Regions from separate parts of the Homo sapiens genome. Here region 2 is linked to region 1. A link is an interaction called in ENCODE POLR2A ChIA-PET data of the cell type or tissue named here. Cell type or tissue: PC-3. All regions are shown on one strand. Each heading gives the region's core, and the rest is flanking DNA. Links, peaks and the distances in the headings are about the cores only. Region 1 has its middle 69 kb from the start of ADRB2. Region 2 has its middle 17 kb from the start of ABLIM3.

Region 1 (10,000 bases), core at 4,608-7,107:
GAGAAAATTCTTTCAAAACAAGGCACAAAACTGCAGCTATAAAAAGAGTGATACATTTACAGATACAAAAATTAAGAACTAGCCAGGTGGATGGCTCATATCTGTAATCCCAGCACTTTGGGAGGCTGAGGCAGGCAAATCACTTGAGCCCAAGAGTTCGAGACAAGCCTGGGCAACATGGCAAAATCCAACTCTACTAAAAATGCAAAAAATTATCTGCATGTGGTGACATGCACCTGTAGTCACAGCTACCCAGGAGGCTGAGGTGGGAGGTTCATCTGAGCCTGGGAGGTCACACCACTGCACTCCAGCCTGGGCGACCAGAGTGAGACCCTGTCTCAAAAATAAAAACAAAAACTGCTATGTAGAAAATTATACCATACACATAGTAAATAAATAAATAAACAAATAAAGCAAGAGCATATTGCAACACATAAAAATGAACAGAGGGAACTTGTTTTCAATATTAAAGAGCTATGACAAATTTGGAAGAAAAACAATGAAATTACATAAATAATATGAACAGGCAATTCACAGAAAAATAAATAAAATGGCTTCCAAATTTGTAAAAATAATCAGGTTCATGAATAATTTTAAAAATGTAAATGAGAACATTGAAATATCTTTTTTTCATCCATAAGATGGATGAAGATTTAAAAAACGACAATATAGCATAGCCAAGGGTGCAGAGATTCACTTTCATACACCGTGGGTGTGAGTACAATTTGGTAAAAGGTCTTTGAGCAAGAATTGGGCAAAATCTGCTCAACTTCTAAATGCCCAACTTTTTGGAGAGCAAAGATATACCTACATGACCATTTATCATAATTACTTTTGTGTAGCAGCAAGAAACTAAAAATAATAGTTTTCCATTCATAGACAACTATTAAAATATAAAACATTTATTTAGTAGTAAAGTAAAAAGCCATAAAGGAAGAATGAAGTAGAGTTTTATTGTAGCTCTAAAATATATTGTTAAGTGACTAGAAAAAAATCCTAAATATTATATATGGTATGTGCCTTTTATGTAAAAAAAATGTGGCATGTTTGTTCTAGTAGACTCAAAAAATTGAAAAGATAACTGCTCAATAAATATTCTTCAAGTGGATTAACTCACCTGCTTCATTGAATGACATGATAGGCCCTGTTTATCTATGATGAAGCTATACTTTTCAAGGCTTAAAGCTCCCCTTAGAATCCCTCTTTGCCTGCTTCTAATGTGCTCAGAAGAAAGCACATACATATACCTGTACATATATACATACACATAGACACACATGTTTTCTTTTAAATAATAAGTAAGCATTAGGAAACATATCCTTTAATAAACGTTCACAAGCAACAATTAATAATCCAAAGAAGCTGCTAACGTTTGTTAATTGCAAATGACATGAGGTTAAACCCAAACTAGCTTATGCAAAATATGGCATTTATTAGGTTTGGCTTTAAGCACAGCCATATTGAGGGGCTCAGATGATGTCCTAGAGACATTTCTTTTCTCCTCTTCTTTCAGGTCTCTTTTTCCCCCCTGAGGGTTGATTTCATTCTTTACAAATGTAGTGGATATCTTTCATCTCTTGGACAATGAGGTAGCAGGCAAATTTAGGCTTGCATTTTTTCTGTTCCTTGAACCTAGAGGGTGAAGTAAAAACTCTCATTCTGCTCCCAAGCAGAAAATCTCAAAGAAGAGCTCTGATTGGCCCAGAAGAGGTTACATGCACTCCTGTGAAACCAACACTGTGGTCAAGAACACTATGTGTGGTTAGGGCCAGGCTTACCCACTGATCTTTGTGCTAGCATTGAAGAAGTTGGGAGGACTACTGTGACTTGTAGGTCAGCCAGAATCAGGTGATTCACATAACATAATTACTTTCTTACAGTGGCTCCATTTGAGAGGGAATCACTGCACATCTTTTAGCACTGCTGATGAGGGTGCTGCCCACTTCTTATAGATGCATGATAAATGCTGACCCACAATTCTTTCTTTTTTTGAAGACCAAGAATTAAAGAAACAGGAATTACTATGAGTTGAGAGATAAAATAGGATACATTGTTTTTCTCTCTCTCTCAACAGTATTTTTCTTATATTAGCTGAAAATTAAAGACATTGAGGTTTTGATTGGTCAGCGTATACAGCTGAGTTTTTCAACAGGAGTGCTTATTTGACTATGAATTTATTAGGACAGGGATTATGTCCAATAGGCTTGCTGTTATATCAGCAACACCTAGTACATAGCCTGAAATATGGTGATGGCTCAATAAATATTTGTTGAGAGAAGGAAAGAAGGAAGGAAGGAAGGGAGGGAGGAAGGGAGGGAGGGAAGGAAGGAAAGGAGGGAGGGAGGGAGGGAGGCAGGGAGTTTGTTTAGCCTCATACTTTTAGATCCTTAAGGCACCAGATATAAGTATGCCAAAGAAAAGCTTTGACTCTAAGATGAAAATTCAGTTGAGACTCTTATCAAATCATGTAATACAAAGAAAATCATGTTTTGTTTTTGTTTTTTTTTCTTAGCAGAGATGGCAGTTAAGACCAGAGATAAACAAAAAGTATAATTCACATATTTACTCCATTAAATATTTTGTGGCTTAAGACAGTTTTCTTTTTATAATGGTTATGACATTTTTGAAAATACACACACGTACCCACTCAATAAAATGTGTTATCTTATTTTTGCTTACCTGTACCTTCAGGAACTGTCTTCATCTCTCTGGACAATAAAGCTGAATGCAAGGCATCCTGCCTACCTTACTCAGAGTTAAAATGCACAGGAGGAAATCCTGAGACTTTTTAGAACAGAACTTGCAGTTGAAACATTAGATAATATTAGCAGACAACATACACATTGAAGAAAATCAAATATAGAAATATGGAGAACTCCTACTAAGTATTATGAAAAGAAAAATAGAATATAGGTTGCTATGGGCTGAAATTATTATGGAGTGGCTTTTTGTAGATTATTTGGTAATGTAAGTAGAACTTGAAGTAGTTGAGAATAATTTAAAGAGATGAATGACAATAGAGAGGCAATGTCAAGAGCAAGGGCAAAGATGAAAGAACAGGAAGGCACAGGGTTTTCTCTGGGTCTCAATAAGAGAATCCAAATGACTGGGGTACAAACCATAGGTGAGGAAAGCAGAGCAGGTGTGATAGCCCAGTGGCAGGACCTGGAATGTCAGAAAGAGAGGTTTGAACTTATATTTGATAGTCATATTAAAGCTATCAGAAGTTCTTGAGTCTAGGACTGACATGAAGAAAGTATGTAAGTAAGATTAGTTCTTACCTCGAATGATTAAGAGGTAGAGAGACCCCAAACAGGAAGCCCCATTGGAAAGGTATTACAGAGTGATGTTAGCAAGATGATGGAATAGAAGGTTCCAGCCCTTATTCATTTACAGAAACGTGGACTTAACATCCACCCATAGTCAAGAATACCTTCCTGAGATCTCTAGATTTCAGGTAAGACATTACAGCACTCAAGTGAAGAACAGAAAAAGAAAGGACACGTTTCAGAGAGTAAGAATAGTTACACTTTACCCACGCCACTTCTCTTGCAAGCCAACACAGCACAGCACTGAGGAAGATTCCATCAGCCTGTGGGTTATTTCATAAGGGAAAGGGAGAGTGATGTAAGTATCTGACTTTGCCATGTATCCTGGCAGCAGGCTTGCCTTAGACCAAGACATTAGGCCCACCTGCCCATGGACTCAGGCATCACACCTATCAATCTGTAGACTCTAGCAGTAGGCCCATCCATGGACTCTGCCACTAGGTCTGCCCACCCACGGACCCTGCCAGTTGGTCTGCTTAGAGTCTCCGACCATGGTGGTGAAAGGCTTTCGTTGCTGAAGCAACGAATCTGTAAAGACTGGAAGAGATGACCACTTCTTCAAATGCATAGACACCAATGCAGGGCTACAGGGATCATAAAGAATCAGGAAACTATGACGCTGCCAAAGGAAAAAAAAAAAAACTTCAGTAAATGAACCTAAAGAAATGGATATCTATGAATTACCTGACAAATAATTTAAAATAATTATCTTAAAGAAGTTCGGTGAGCTACAGGAGAACATGATAGACAACTAAATAAAATCACAAAGCAATACATGAACAAAATAAGAAGTTCAACAAAGGGATAGAAACAATAAAAAAGCATCAAACAGAAATTTTGTAAATGAAGGACACAGTGACACACTAAAAAAATTCAATAGACAGCTTCAACATCAGACTCAATCAAGGAGAAGAATCAGTGAGCTCAAAGACAGTTTACTTGAAATAACACAGTTAGAAGAATAAAATAAACAAACAAAGAAAATGAGTGAAAAAAGCCTATAGGACTTATGGGACACCATCAAACAAAACTATATATGCATTACAGTAGTTTAAAAAAGAGAAGAAGGAGAAAACGAAGAAGAAAGTTTATTTCAAGAAATAATGGCTGAAAACTTCACATTTCTAAGGATGAAAATGAACTTTCAAATTCATTAAGCTTAAAGGATCTTAAGTAGTTTGAACCTAAAGATGTCTACACTTGAGACACATTATAATTAAATTGTTGAAATTCGAAGATAAAAAGAGACTTTTGAAAGCAGCAAAGAAAGAATGACTGGTCACATACAAGAGAACCCTTAGAAGATGATCAGTATATTTCTCATTAGAAACCTTCCTGAAAGTGAGGAAGAAGGTGGGTAATATATTCAAAATGCTGAAAGAAAAAAAAAACTCTGCCAACCCTGGCAAAACTATTATTTAAAAATGAAGGCGAGAAAGACTTTCCCAGACAAACAAACACTTGAAGCAGTTTATCACCATTAGAATCTGCCTTACAAGAAGTGCTAAATAGAGTCCTTCAAGTTGAAATGAGAGAACACTAAACAACACAAAAGCATATGAAAGTATAAATCTCACTGGTAAATGTAAATATATGGACAAATACAGAATAATGTAATGTCATAATGGTAGTGCAAAAATCACTTTTAACCTTGGAGTAAACATTAAGAGACAAAAGTATTAAGAATGGCTATAACCACAAAAAATAGTTAATTAATACAAAATATAAAAAGTAAATTCTGACATTAATAACATAAAGTGTGTGGGAGGAGGAAGTAAAATTATAGCTTTCATATGCAGCTGAAGTTGTTATCACCTCAAAAAATCCTGTTATAACAATAAGTTTTATACATGCCACATGGTAACCACACAAAAAAATCCTGTAGCAGATTCAGAAAAGATAGAGAAAACAATCAAAGTTTATCACTATAAAAAAAATCATCAAACAAAGGAAAATAGTAGGAGAAGAAGAAATGAACAAAAACACTACAAAACAGACAGAACATTACCAACAAAATGGCAATAGTAAGCTCTTACCTATAAACAATTACTTTAAATGTAAATAGACTCACCATCCAAAAGATAGAGTGGCTAAATGAAATTTTTTTAAGATTCAACTATATGTTGTCTACAAGAGACCAACTTTAGATGTAATGGCACACATAAGCTGAAAGTGAAAGGATGAAAAATATATTACTTTAAGACAAACTGTCACAAGAGACAAAGAAAGTTATTACATAATGATAAAATCAACTTGACAGGAAGATATAACAATTATAAATATATATGCACACTATATCAGAATATCTAAACATATAAAGCAAACATTGACAGACCTGAATGGAGAAATAGACAGCAATACAACAATAGCAGGGGACTCCAATACCCCACTTACAGTAATGGACAAATCATTCAGACAGAAAATCAATAAGGAAACAGTGGAATTGAACAATACTGTAGACCAAATGGACCTAATGGCAATATACAGAACATTCTATCCAACAGCATCAGAAAACACATTCTTTTCAAGTGAGCGTGGAAAATTATCCACCATAGATCACAAGCTAGACCATAAGACAATCCTTAAAAAATTTAAGATTCAAGTCATTCGAAATATTTTTTCAGCCACAATAGGATGAAATGAGAAATTAATAACAAAAACAACACTGAAAAATTTATAGGTACATGAAAATTCAAAAAACACATTCTTTTACAATCATTGGGTCAAAGAATAAATTAAAGGGAAATTAGACAATATTTTGAGACAAATGAAAATGATAATACAACATATCCAAACTTATGGAGTGCAGCAAAAGCAGTACTAAGAGGGAAGATTTATAATAATAAACACCTACATAAAAATAAAGACCTGAAATAAATAACTAACATTATACCTCAACAAATTAGAAAAATAACAAACTAAGCCCAAAGTTAACAGGAGGAAGAGAATGGAGATTAGAGAAAAAATAAGTGAAATATAGCATAAAAAAGCATTGGAAAACATTAATAAAAGAGTTGGTTATTTAAAAAGATAAGCAAAATCAACAAAAGCTTAATTAGGCTAAGAGAAAAAGAGATAAGGCTTACCAAAATAACATGTTCCAGAAATGGAAGAGGAGACAACTACAACCAGTAATGAAATGAAAAAGATAAAGAAATAAGAAAGCTCATAGAGAACTATTAGTGAGAATTATATGCCAACAAATTGGACAACATAGGAGAAATGGATAAATTTCTAGAAACATACAACCTACCAAGACTAAATCAAGAAGAAATAAAAAGCTTAAACAGACCAATAACTGTTTCTATTTAACTGTTCATTCAATATAAGGAGACTGAATCAGTAATCAAAATCTTCCAGCAAAGAAAAGCCCAGGACCAGATGGCTTCACAAATAAATTCTACCAAACATTAAAAAAATTGACACGAATTTTTATTACACTCTTTAAAAAACAGAAGTAGAAGGAACACTTCCAAATTCTTTGTGATGTCAGCATCACCCTAATACCAAAGCTGACAAAAATATCAGATAAAAAGGAAACTACAGGGCAATATCCTCAAAGAACATGAGTGCAAAAATCCTCAAATAAATAATAACAAACCAAATTTTTCAGCATATTAAAAGGACCATACATTGTGACCAAGAAGAAATTATCCCTGGAATGCAAAGATGGTTCACATATGCAAATCAAACAATATGATACATCACATTAACAGAATAAAGGATAAAAATAACATGATTATTCCATTAGATGCAGAAAAAGCATTTGGTGAAATTCAACATCCTTTTATGATGAAAACTCTCAAAAAGTTAGGTATAAAAGGAACTTACCTTAACACAATAAAGTCCATATATACAAACTCCATATACACAGCTAACATTATAGTGAATGGTGAAAAACTGAAAGATTTTCCTCTAAGATCAGGAACAAGACAAGGATGCTCACTCTCACCACTTCTATTTACCATAGTATTAGAAGTTCTAGCCAGAGAAATTAAGCAAGAAACAGAAATAAAACATACCCTAATTGAAAAAGACAGCATAAAATTAACTGTTTGCAGATGACATAATCTTATATGTAGAAAAACCTAAAGATTACACAGACAAACACATACACACACACAACCTATTAGAATCGATAAACAATTTGGCACAGTTGTAGAATACAAAATCAACACATATTTCTATACACTAACAAAAATCAACTGCATTTCTATAGATAAACAATGAATTATTCAAAAAGAAAATTAAGAAAACAATCTCATTTACAATAACATCAAAAATAATGTAATACTCTGAAATAAACTTAACCAAGGAGGTGAAAGGCTTATATACTGAAAGCCATTAAACACCAATGAAAGAAATTAAAGGAGATACAAATAAATGTAAAGGCATCCTATGTTTATGTATTAGAAGAATCAATCTTGTTAAAATGTCTACACTACTCAAAGCAATCTATAGATTCAGTGCAAGCTCTATTACCATTCCAATGACATTTTTTAGAGAAATAGAAAAAGTAATCCTGACATTCATATGAAACCAGGAAAGACCTGAAGAGTCAAAGCAATTTTGAGTAAGAACAAAGCTGGAAGTTCCTGATTTCAAAATATGTTACAAAGCTACAGCAATCAAAATAGTATGGTACTGTGGCATAAAAAACAAAAACCAAAAACATATAGACCAGTGGGATAGAATGGAGACCCCAGAATAAACCCATGTATATTTGATCAGTTGATCTTTGACAAGGAAGTCAAGAATACACAATGGGAAAGGATAGTCTCTTCAACAAATTGTGCTGGGAAAATTGAATATCCACCTGAAAAAGAATAAAATTGGACCTTTATCTTATACCATACACAAAAATCAATTCAAAATGGGTTAACTACTTAAATGTAACACCTAAAAACATAAAACTTCTAGAAGAAAACACAGAGGAAAAACTTCTAGATATCAATCTTGGCAATAATTTCTTGAATATGACACCAAATACACAGGGAACAAAAGCAGTATTAGACAATTGGGATTACATCACCCTGAAAAGCTTATGTGCAGCAAAGGAAACAATTAACAAATTGTTAACGAATTGTTAAATGTAGCCTACAGATGGGAGAAAATATTTGCAAGCCATATATCTGATAAAGAGTTAATGTCAAAAATATATAAGGAACTCCTGCAACTCAATAGCAACAAACAAAAAAATAATAAAAATAACTCATTTAAAAATTGGACAAAGGGCCTGAATAGACATTTCTCCAGAGAAGGCATACAAATTGCCAACAGGTATATGAAAATATTTCCAACATTGCTAATCAGGGACATGTAAATCAAAGCCACAATAAGATATCACCTCAAACTAGTTAGGACAACTATTTTCAGAAAACCAACAGATAACAAATGTTGGTGAGGATGTGTAATAGACAATAAAGAACCTTGTACAATGTTCTCAAAGCCACTATGTAAAACAGTATAAACTTTTCTTTAAAAATGAAAAATGAAAATACCATTATTATCTAGCAATCCCACTTTAGGGTATGCATCCAAAGGATTTGAAATCAAGATCTTGAAGAGATATCTGCACTCCCATGTTCATTCCATTATTATTCACAACAGCCAACACATGAAAGCAACCTAAGAGTCCATCAACAAATGTATGAATAAAGAAAATGTGACATTCCATGCTCATGGATAGGAAGAATCAATATCGTGAAAATGGCCACACTGCCCAAAGTAATTTATAGATTCAATACTATCCCCATCAAGCTACCACTGACTTTCTTCAAAGAAGTGGAAAAAACTACTTTAAATTTCATATGGAACCAAAAAAGAGCCCACATAGCCAAGACAATCCTAAGCAAAAAGAACAAAGCTGGAGGCATCACGCTACATGACTTCAAACTATACTACAAGCCTACAGTAACCAAAACAGCATGGTACTGGTACCAAAACAGATATATAGACCAATGGAACAGAACAGAGCCTCAGAAATAATACCACACATCTACAACCATCTGATTTTTTGACAAACCTGACAAAAACAAGAAATGGGGAAAGGATTCCATATTTAATAAATGGTGTTGGGAAAACTGGCTAGCCATATGCAGAAGGCTGAAACTGGATCCCTTCCTTACACCTTATACAAAAATTAACTCAAGATGGATTAAATACTTAAACATAAGACCTAAAATCATAAAAACCCTAGAAGAAAATCTAGGCAATAGCATTCAGGACATAGGAATGGGCAAAGACTTCATGACTAAAAAACCAAAAGCAATGGCAACAAAAGCCAAGATTGACAAATGGGATCCGGTTAAACTAAAGAGCTTCTGCACAGCAAAATAAACTATTATCAGAGCGAACAGGCAACCTACAGAATGGGAGAACATTTTTGCAATCTACCCATCTGACAAAGGGCTAATATCCAGAATCTACAAAGAACTTAAACAAATTTACACACACACACACACACACACACACATACACACACACACAAACAATCCCATCAAAAAGTGGGTGAAGGATGTGAACAGACACTTCTCAAAAAAAGACATTTATACAGCCAACAAACATATGAAAAAAAGCTCATCATCACTTGGTCATTAGAGAAATGCAAATCAAAACCACAGTGAGATACCATCTCATGCCAGTTAGAATGGCCATCATTAAAAAGTCAG
Region 2 (10,000 bases), core at 2,730-5,229, 370 kb before region 1:
AACTTCATTTTTTGTTCCTAAGTAAACAGCCTTTTAAAATGTAAGTCTATGAAAATGCCAGCCAGTTGAGAAGCAAGAGGCAAAAAATGTAGCCAGGCTGCTCTTGGTCTGAGGCAACTGAAAGGAATCCTTCTGATTATCTCTGAGGACAGGCAGATCTGGTTTTGCTTGGAGGTATTTCTGTGTACACTTCTTGGCTGGAACTGAGATTTTATCTCTGTTGTGGGTGGTAGGCACATTCTGCTTTCCTGGGCACCTTTTTCTATTCCTCACCTTGCAATGTCCAGATGCACGGATGGCACCTGAAACCAGCAGAATGGGATACAGTCATGCTCACACACCAATATTAATAACAAAACCCAAACACTTGTAAATGCCTCTTTTAATCCTCACAGCTATTCTGTGAGGTAGGCCTTTTAATTCCACATTTAATAGTGATATTTTTCTACATAGGAGTAAATATGCCTAAGGTAATATATCTTGAAACTTACAGAACCAGAATTTGAATGGAGAGCTCTGACTCCAAATCTAATAATCTAGTTTATTATTAAGAGGAAAGAGCACACTGAATTAAGGGCAATATTTTTGCTATCCTATCGGCCAATAGTTTATTTTATCAATTTTCCTGTGCAAACCAGAAGACAAGTCCAAGGACAGGGTGGGGGTCAGGTTGGAAGGTATGTGCCTCTGTCTGTGATCTGCCCTTGGGTAGTCTGTGTGGGCAGCAGAGTGCACCTTCAAGAAGTAAGAATCAGGAGGGGGCTCTGTAAACGGTTGACTCTCTACAGAGAACATGGGTTGGGAAGAGACGTGTGATCAGGGAGAAGATAGTGCAGAGACCATTTCTGCAGGTAATGACATTCATGGAGGATGATTCAGATAGCACCCTGTAGGGGCTGTAACCTGCCGGCAGCGCTCTATGGGGGTCACTAGGAGGCAATGGGAGATGTGGAATCTTCAGTTATTGGAATATACTTGTTGCAGAAGATATAATATCACTTGATTTCCTTCCTCTACTTTCCAAGACACTGTGGACATTTTACTTGGGGTGGGGAACTGGTGATACAGCAGCCTAGAATGAGAGGCCCCAGCCTCCCTTCCATGAGCACCTCCGATACTTTGCACTTAGCCATGCATTTCTCCTTCCCCTTCTCTGCTTCCACCTTATTCTTTTGTTTATTCACATATTTACACGTTTGTAACGACACATTCAGGAATAAATTATTGTTGTGAAAACTTTGGATAACACAGGGTACTTTAAAAAAAAGAACGTCTCTTTTCCCCTTACCGCATCTCATCGTCCTCCCTCATCCAGCCAGTAGAGGGCAGGGATGTTGCTTGCTCTGCGCCCTGCTGGGTTCCCCTCAGGCTTCCATGGAGAGGCACTCAGCGCACATTTGCTGGGGGAATAAATGCATTGAAATCACCAGGCTGAGGTGATTCCTTTTCTATACACACACAGACACATACATGTAACTGGGATGTTTTATTTTCATAAAAAGCGTCATAATGTATGCATTGCATTGCCAGTTTCTTTTGCTTCTCTGTCTTCTCCTTCCCCTTTTTCTTCTTTGTGTAATATGTCTTCAGGCTGTTTCTTTGACTCTATGAATACCTACTTCATAGAGGTAGGTCTTTTTAACTGCTGGATAATCACTCCTGTGTTGATGAGCATTTGCGTTCCTTCCACTCCTCACTATTTCTTGTGATGCTGCTGTTGGCTTCCTTGCACAGGCCTCTTGCTACACAGGTGTGAATATTTCTCCAGGAAAGACACCTGAGCAGGACTCACTGGATGGCAGGGCTCCTCTTTCCTATCTCATTTACTGGGTCAGATGCCTAAAATCTAAATTTTCCTGAAAGATAAGCTGAACTGAGGAGAAATTCCTTTCCCTGGGAGTGGTAGGGAGTGTCAGTCCTGGGCTTGTATCATGAACTTGGCACACATAGAGACACACGCACACACATACACACACACATACATACACACACACCCCCACGATCCTATCCCAGCCTGCTTGCTAGGAAACCTAGTTTTCAAACATTAACCTGTTTTGTGGAAGCACACTGATCATGAAAGTCCTGAGATTTGGGGAGTTCTATTGTAGAATTTGTCACAGACATTCCAAGAAAATGTAAAACAAGTAACAAAGCCTCCATGGTCTTTAGTTTCCTCATCTCTAAAATGGGTTTGGAGCAGACGAGGAGTAGAAGAGTAGACACATTACTGTTCAAGGACACTTTCAATGCTACCCTTCCAGGGTAAGGCTTCGGTTGCCTGCCCTTGACCTTAGGTTTGCTGTGGAAGCCAAGAAAAGGGGAGCTGGTGCTTTGGAAAGAGCAGTTGGCTTTTCCGGGTGAGTCAGACCCAGCAGCTTGGTGACCTCTGCCCGGGTCAGCAGTCCCACCTCCTCTTCTGGAGCTGCTGCTGCTGGTTCCTTGGCTGACTCTTGGAGAGAGCACGTTTCACATCCTACACAGAAGAAAGTCTGGAGAACATCTCCCCCATGGCTTACTAATCTGCATTTCTGACGGCCGCCAGGCTACTCTCCCACAGATGCCTGGTTTGGTGTTTCTGACAAAGCAGCAGAGCAGAGTGATGAGGACAAAGGCCCTGGGGTCACACTGCCTGGGTTCCAATCCTGCCACTGACAGAGCCAGAGCAAACCACTCAGACTCTTAGTTTCCTTATCTTTAAACTGGGGATCATGTTAGTATAGCTCTTATGGGGCATTGTAAGGATTAAATAAGTTTTTACTCATGGAGTGCATAATTTGTGTCCAATAAATGCTTTTATTATTAATGTTCAGAAAGGGGCATAGCCCCTAGACCAAGTAAGTGGTCAGTAAATGCATGCGGAATAAATGACAAATGCTTGAATGAACTGGAAGACAGGCCCATGTTCTGGTTCTATTTCCATGTCTGACTTCTGACACCAAGCTTACAGCTCCTCCCAACTCTACTGACCTCCCTGAAACATTCCTCCAATTTCCTATTCTAGCACTTTTACTAGTGGTTTCTCTTCCATTTGGAATATTCTCCTCAGTTGTTTCTGCTGTCAAAAACTCCACCCTTTAAAATGCAAATTACATGTCACCTCCTCCATGAAGCTTTCTTTGTTTTTCCCATTTGGAAGTGACATATTCCTTCTCATATTTCCAATATATTTCTCTGTTAATGATACCCACATTTATATTTTAAATCCCTATCATTCTTATGAATTCCAAGTTAGTGCATCTAACTGTCTATTTGGTATCTTCAGTATCAAGTACTGAATAGACCCAAACTTAATATGTCCACACCCCACCAACCCACTGCACTAAGTCATCTCCATCTGCAGGCTTTCCCATCTCAGTTAAAGACAACTCCATCTTTCCAGGTATTCAGGCCAAAACATTTGGAATTTGCCTTGATGTTTCTGTATCTCTCACAACCTTCTATCTAATCCATCCAGAAATCCTGCTGATCTACCTGGATGTAGCCAGAATCAGAATACTTCTCATGACCACTGCTACCATTGTGGGCCAAGTCAGGGCCAATAGACTCCACTCCTGCTCTTCCCTCACCCACAGTCGCTTTCCCTGGAGTGGCCAGAGTGTTCTTTGTAAAATATAAGTCGAGTCCTATCAATCTCTGCTCAAGATCCTGCTGTGGAGCACATTTCACTTAGAGTAAAAGCTGGGCTCTGAACGCAGCCAAACAGGTTTTACAAACCACATACCTCTCTCTCTGACTCGTTTCCCACTACTCTTCCTGTCCCGGACGTTCTCCGTTTGTCCCTCCAGATCCATGTTCCAGCTTTCCTCACAGTGCTCACATTCCTAGGAGACTGGCCACAGAAATCTTCAAACATTCCCTGCTGCCTTTTGCTTGCAGTTAGATCACCCGACGGCAGGCACTGGTATGGGATGGGGAGATGGTTGCTGAGAAAGGTCGGGATATTTGCTTCTCTAGTCCCTTCCCTGGCAAGCCGTGGCTGTGTTCCTTTACCGGTAGAGATGCATCCCTGTCCGCAGCCCTCTCTGTCAGCCAGCTCTCTCCAGGTTCCAGTAATCTTGCTCTCTCCTGGCCCCTTCTGGCCTACTTGTGCTGAAGGCATTTAGCTATTGCCAACTCGCAGGTGCCTGACCTTGCTGATTTACCTTAACTTTGCCCAGAGCTTTGCAAATAGTCTCTCTCTCTCTTGCTCTTTGATTACTCCTTTTTTTTTTTTTTTTGAGATGGAGTCTCACTCTCTTGCCCAGGTTCGAGTGCAGTGGCACGATCTCCGGTCACTGCAACCTCTGCCCCCTAGGTTCAAGTGATTCTCCTGCCTCAGCCTCCCAAGTAGCTGGTATTACAGGTGTGCACCATCCTGCCCGGCTAATTTTTGTATTTGTAGTAGAGACGGGGTTTCACCATGTTGGCCAGGCTGGTCTTGAACTCCTGACCTTAAGTGATCCGCCCGCCTCGGCCTTCCAAAGTGCTGGGATTACAGGCATGATGATTACTCTTTTTTAAAAGGTACCCTCTGTTTCCTGTATAACTTGGATCAATCCACTCACCCCAGCTCACTCTGTTCAATCAGCACTCTCTACCCTGGCCTTCCTCCAACATGCTGGGCATACTCCCGCCTCTGTGTCTTTGCACTGCTCTCCTATTTCCCTAGCATGCTTTTCTCCTGAGGTCCGTGGTGGTCTTTTTCTCTCATGTTCTTAAGCCTTTGCCCAGTTGTCCCTTCTCAGTGATCACATATCTCTTTGAACTAATAAAAATGTAGCTCTTTAAGGAATCTCCAGTCTGTTATCCATAGTGGTTTTACTAGCTTACATTCCCACCAGCAGTGTAGAAGTGTTCCCTTTTCATCGCATCCATGCCAACATGTATTATTTTTTGATTTTTTGATTATGGTCATTCTTGCAGAGTAAGGTGGTATCACATTATGGTTTTGATTTGCATTTCCCTGATCATTTGTGATGTTGAGCATTTTTTCATATGTTTGTTGGCCATTTGTGTATCTTCTTTTGAGAATTGTCTATTCATATTCTTAACCCACTTTTTGTTGGGATTGTTTGTTTTTCTTGCTAATTTGTTTGAGTTCTTTATAGATCCTAGATATCAGTCTTTTGTCGGATATATAGACTGTAAGGACGTAGATTTGGTCTTTTAACATAGTCCCATATTTTTTGGAGGCTTTGTTTGTTTCTTTTTACTCTCTTTCCTGTAAACTTCTCTTCTCACTTTATTTCATTAATTTGATCTTCAATCACTGATACCTTTTCTTTCACTTGATCGAATCAGCTACTGAAGCTTGTGCATGCATCACGTAGTTCTCGTGCCATGGTTTTTGGCTCCATCAGGTCATTTAAGGTCTATTCTACACTGTTTATTCTAGTTAGCCATTCATCTAATCTTTTTTCAAGGTTTTTAGCTTCCTTGCGATGGGTTCAAACATCCTCCTTTAGATCAGAAAAGTTTGCTATTACCGGCCTTCTGAAGCCTACTTCTGTCAATTTGTCAAAGTCATTCTCCGTCCAGCTTTGTTCCATTGCTGGTGAGGAGCTGTGATCCTTTGGAGAAGAAGAGGCGCTCTGGTTTTTAGAATTTTCAGCTTTTCTGCTCTGGTTTCTCCCCATCTTTATGGTTTTATCTGCCTTTGGTCTTTGATGTTGGTGACTTACAGATGGGGTTTTGGTGTGGATGTCCTTTTTGTTGATGTTGATGCTATTCCCTTCTGTTTGGTAGTTTTCCTTCTAACAGTCAGGTCCCTCAGCTACAGGTCTGTTGGAGTTTGCCAGACTTCCACTTCAGACCCTGTTTTCCTGGGTATCACCAGTGGAGGCTGCAGAAAAGCAAATATTGCAGAACAGAAAATATTGCCTGATCCTTCCTCTGGAAGCTTTGTTCCAGAGGGGCACTTGCCTGTACGAGGTATCAGTCGGCCCCTACTGGGAGGTATCTCCCATTTAGACTACACGGGGGTCAGGGACCCACTTGAGGAGGCAGCCTGTCCGTTCTCAGAGCTCAAACGCCATGCTGGGAGAAGTTTCTGCTGCCTTTTGTTCAGCTGTGCCCTGCCCTCAGAGGTGGAGTCAACAGAGGCAGCAGGCCTTGCTGAGCTGCGGCGGGCTCTGCCCAGTTCGAGCTTCCCAGGTTGCCTTGTTTACCTACTCAAGCCTCAGCAATGGCAGACACCCATCCCCCTGCCAGGCTGCTGCCTTTCAGGTCATCTCAGACTGCTGTGCTAGCAGTGAGCAAGGCTCTGTGGGCGTGGGATCCACCGAGTCAGGTGCAGGATATAATCTCCTGCTGTGCCATTTGGTGAGACCATTGGAAAAGCGCACTATTTAGGTGGGAATGTCCTGTTTTTCCAGGTACAGTCTGTCATGGCTTCCCTTGGCTAGGAAAGGGAAATCCCCTGACCCCTTGCACTTCCTGGGTGAGGCGATGCCCTGCCCGGCTTCGGCTGCACCCACTATCCAACCAGTCTCAGTGAGATGAACCAGGTACCTCAGCTGAACATGCAGAAATCACCTGTCTTCTGCATCGATCATGCTAGGAGCTGCAGACCGGAGCTGTTCCTATTCGGCCATCTTGGAATGGACCCCTGTTATTTTTGTTTTTTTTTTTTAATCTATCTCTTTAGTAAAATTTTCCTTCACATCCTGTATTGCTTTCTGATTTCTTTGTGTTGGTTTTCAACTTTTTCTTGGATCTCACTGAGCTGCTTTAAAATAAATATTTTTGAATTCCTTATCTGGTATTTCAGAGACTTTTTTGTTGTTGTTAGGATCCATTGTGGGATGGTTAGTGTGACCCTTTGCGGGTATTGTAGCACTGTACAATTTCATATATCCAGAATTGTTTCTCTGGTTCCTTCTCATCTGGGTAAATGATCTCTTCTTATTTTTGAACTTACTTTTGTTTAGAGGAGATTGTTTTCCTCTTGAGGATGTGACTATAATATGTGTTGTGTATGATCATTTGGCTTTGGTTCTCGGTACTTTCAGTGTCAAAGCCTCTGTAACAGCTCCTTGGCTTTAGATAGTATTTGTATGGTGGCTTTCTCAAATTCTGGTTGTAGCAGTGATGTACCGAGTCTGTGAGAAGGCTTGCCGTCTCCTGCATGGCTGGGATAGTGAAGGTCTCAGGAAGCTTATCTCATTCTTCGGCACCATGCACTTCTGTTAGCAGATCTTTCTTTAAAAAATTACATTGTGTATTTCAACCTGTAGATCAGTAGATGACACTTATAGGTAAGAGCTGGCTGCAGCAGCAGAAGATGGCGTATGTGTCACCTTTCTTTACCAGGAGAAGATTTCTCTGGTACCTCAGATGATGGGCTGGTCTGTGGAATGCATGGTGGCCTTAGCTTCCTGCTTAGTCACTAATGGGGGGACGGAGCTGGGCAAAGCTGAACTTCCAGTCCTGCTCTCAGATACCCCAATGGCAGGCACAAGCACCAGTCCTGACAGAGGTGGTGAGGGGAGCTCCCAATGAAATGCGCTGAAGGCTCCGTAGTGAGGTAGGTGGCTGCCGCAGCTCCTGCCTCCCTGTCATGCCCCCTCCTGGCACTCAGGACACTCAGATCAGACAGACACTGCTGTCTATCTCCAAGCTGCAATGTAGTCGAGCACCATGAAAGACATTTGTCCCATGGCTCACCTCAGATGTCTTCTGTGTGGAGCCTCCTCCCTCAGCCTCAAACGTGCAGCTTTGTGGCTCTCTTGCTGTCTGCTGCAGGAATGCTGCCACTTCATGTAGAGAGAAGGAGGGGCCCCATCTTTTGTGCAAACCTAGGCCAGGTATGTACACCACCAGTGGGGGTGCAGCCACCCCTATAACCCTAGAATGTTCATTCTCCACACATCTGCACCAACTTCCCAAGACAGCAGCCATCGCTGTTCCCACAGCAGTGGGAGTTAGGGGGAGGAGAAGTCCTCCTCTTCACATCCATGCCAGAGGACCGCAACCACCTATCTGCTGGAACAAAACCATACTCCTCCCTTGCAGAATTTCTTTCTGTGGAGAACTGGTATCTGATATCTCTAGTGAGCCCAGTGCCTGCCTCTCCACTGGAGGTAGTGCAGTTGCTCTCAGCCCAAGGGAGCTCTTGGGCACAGGAAAGTGCATGCTCTGGTCTCCTGGTCCCCAGGGGTTCCCCCTTGGTGTGCTGCACTCCCTTCTCTTAGGAGCAGCATTTCTCAAGGGCTAGACCACTGGGGACCCTGAAGCTCCCCTGGCCCAGGCAGCCCTGTGTGGCTGCCACAATCTAAGTAGGTGCCAAGGAATGTCTGCAGGGGCTCCAGTGATGTGGAAACACAGGGACTGATGTTCCCTTGGAAGGACACAGTCGTCCAATGGGTGTGCCCCAAGTATGGCACCTGCTGTTGCTGCTCAGGTCACGGGGAGGGCAGGCAACTCAGGGTGAGCTGGTGGTCTAGTGTGATGCCCTTAAGAAGTCCCCAGATCACTGTCAACACCAGTGTTTGGGTTCATGCGGGTGGAAGAGCTCTCCAACAGTTCAGATACCAGAGGTCTCCTGCAGGGATAAGGGGAGCCAAAACCACTTCCACCTATCCTTTTTGTATGTAATACCAAATCCCTTGGGGTTCCTAGCTGATCTCTGCCAGCCTCTTGCTTTCTTCTTTTTCTGTGCCCTAGCTTCTTCCCATGAGTTCTCTGCTAGGCTCCAGAACTTTCTACTTGATACTTCATTCAAGTTATGATTATTCACCTGTAACTTTGGTTCTTCTTTCTGCAGAGAACTGGTGTCTAAGATCTCTAGTAATCTATCTTGGAAAAAAAAAAAGAAAATAAGAACCCCCAACCCCCCTGAAGTTTACTTTAACTGTTAGTAATATAGTCTTGCCAGCTTTCCTTTTACTGGCATTTGAATGGCATTCCTTATTTCATTCTTTTAATTTTAACCTAGTTATATGTATCTTTATATCTATGTATTTGAATTTTCTTATTCAATCTGGAAATCCCTGAATTTTAAATGGAGAGTTTAGGCCCATATTTATTTATTTAAACTTTTATTTTAAGTTCACAGTACAAATGCAGGTTTGCTACATAGGAAAATACGTGTCATGGGGGTTTGTTGTTCAGATTATTTCATCACCCAGGTATTAAACCTAGTACCCATTAGTTATTTTTCCGATCCTCTCCCACCTCCCACCTTCCACCCTCCAATATGACCCAGTGTGTGTTGTTCCCCTCTATGTGTCCATGTGTTCTCATTATTTAGCTCTCACTTACAAGAGAGAATGTGTGATATTTGGTTTTCTGTTCCTGCATTAGTTTGCTAAGGATAATGCAGGACATTTTTATTTAATGTAATTTATCATTTGGTTGCGTTTAAATCTACCATCTTGTCATTATTTCTTTGTTCTATTTGCTCTTTGTTTTTTCCCTGTTTTCCTGTCTTCTTTTGCTTTGAGCATTTTTTAATGATTACATTTAATTTTAGAAGTACTTTTTGGTTTATGGTATTTTCAGTTGGTTGCCATATAATTTAACATCTAACTTATCAGAGGCTGCCTTTACATATAATACAGGCACCTTATAAGAGTATTTCCTTTTTGTTTCTCCTGTCTTTTGTGTTATTGTTATAATACATTTTACTGCTAAGTCTGTTTTAAACCCACATTTTTTGGCCTTAGAAAGACAATTTGAAAAGTAGCTTTATTGCATTATAATTATTATACCATACAATTTACCCTTTTAAAGCATAAAATTGAATGAATTTTAGTATATTCACAGAGTTGGGCATCCATCACCACAATTAATTTTAGAGTATTTTCATTACTGCAGAAGGAAACCTTTCACCTACTAGCTGTCACTCCCCAAATCCCCCATCCTCTCCAGCCCTAGGCAGCACTAATCTACTTTCTGTCTCTATGGATTTGACTATGTTGGATGTTTCATATAAGTGGAATTACACAATATGTGTTATTTATGTCTGGCTTCTCTTATTTTGCATAATGTTTTCCAGGTTCATCCATATTGCAGCATGTAT

What was found. ChIA-PET counts read pairs that join two places held together with the same protein. Peaks named below come from ENCODE experiments on the same cell type or tissue, not always from the same donor. Only the 100,000 strongest peaks of a DNase experiment are listed, where the experiment ranks them.
Region 2: POLR2A ChIA-PET joins it to region 1 with 16 read pairs; 5 of 35 experiments call an interaction of 5 or more read pairs at or near these places.

What each region holds. Positions count from the first base shown.
Region 1 is chr5:148,752,905-148,762,904 of GRCh38, reverse strand. No RefSeq gene overlaps it. Among named protein-coding and RNA genes, the nearest start is that of ADRB2, 69 kb to the left of the region's middle. RefSeq lists an enhancer at 1,851-1,930. In PC-3, for the core only: no CTCF peak of the experiment used is centred there; no DNase peak of the experiment used is centred there.
Region 2 is chr5:149,119,543-149,129,542 of GRCh38, reverse strand. No RefSeq gene overlaps it. Among named protein-coding and RNA genes, the nearest start is that of ABLIM3, 17 kb to the left of the region's middle. In PC-3, for the core only: a CTCF peak has its summit at 4,083 (motif pointing left); DNase peaks (open chromatin) are centred at 3,742 and 4,032; H3K4me3 peaks cover 1,492 bases; H3K27ac peaks cover 1,298 bases.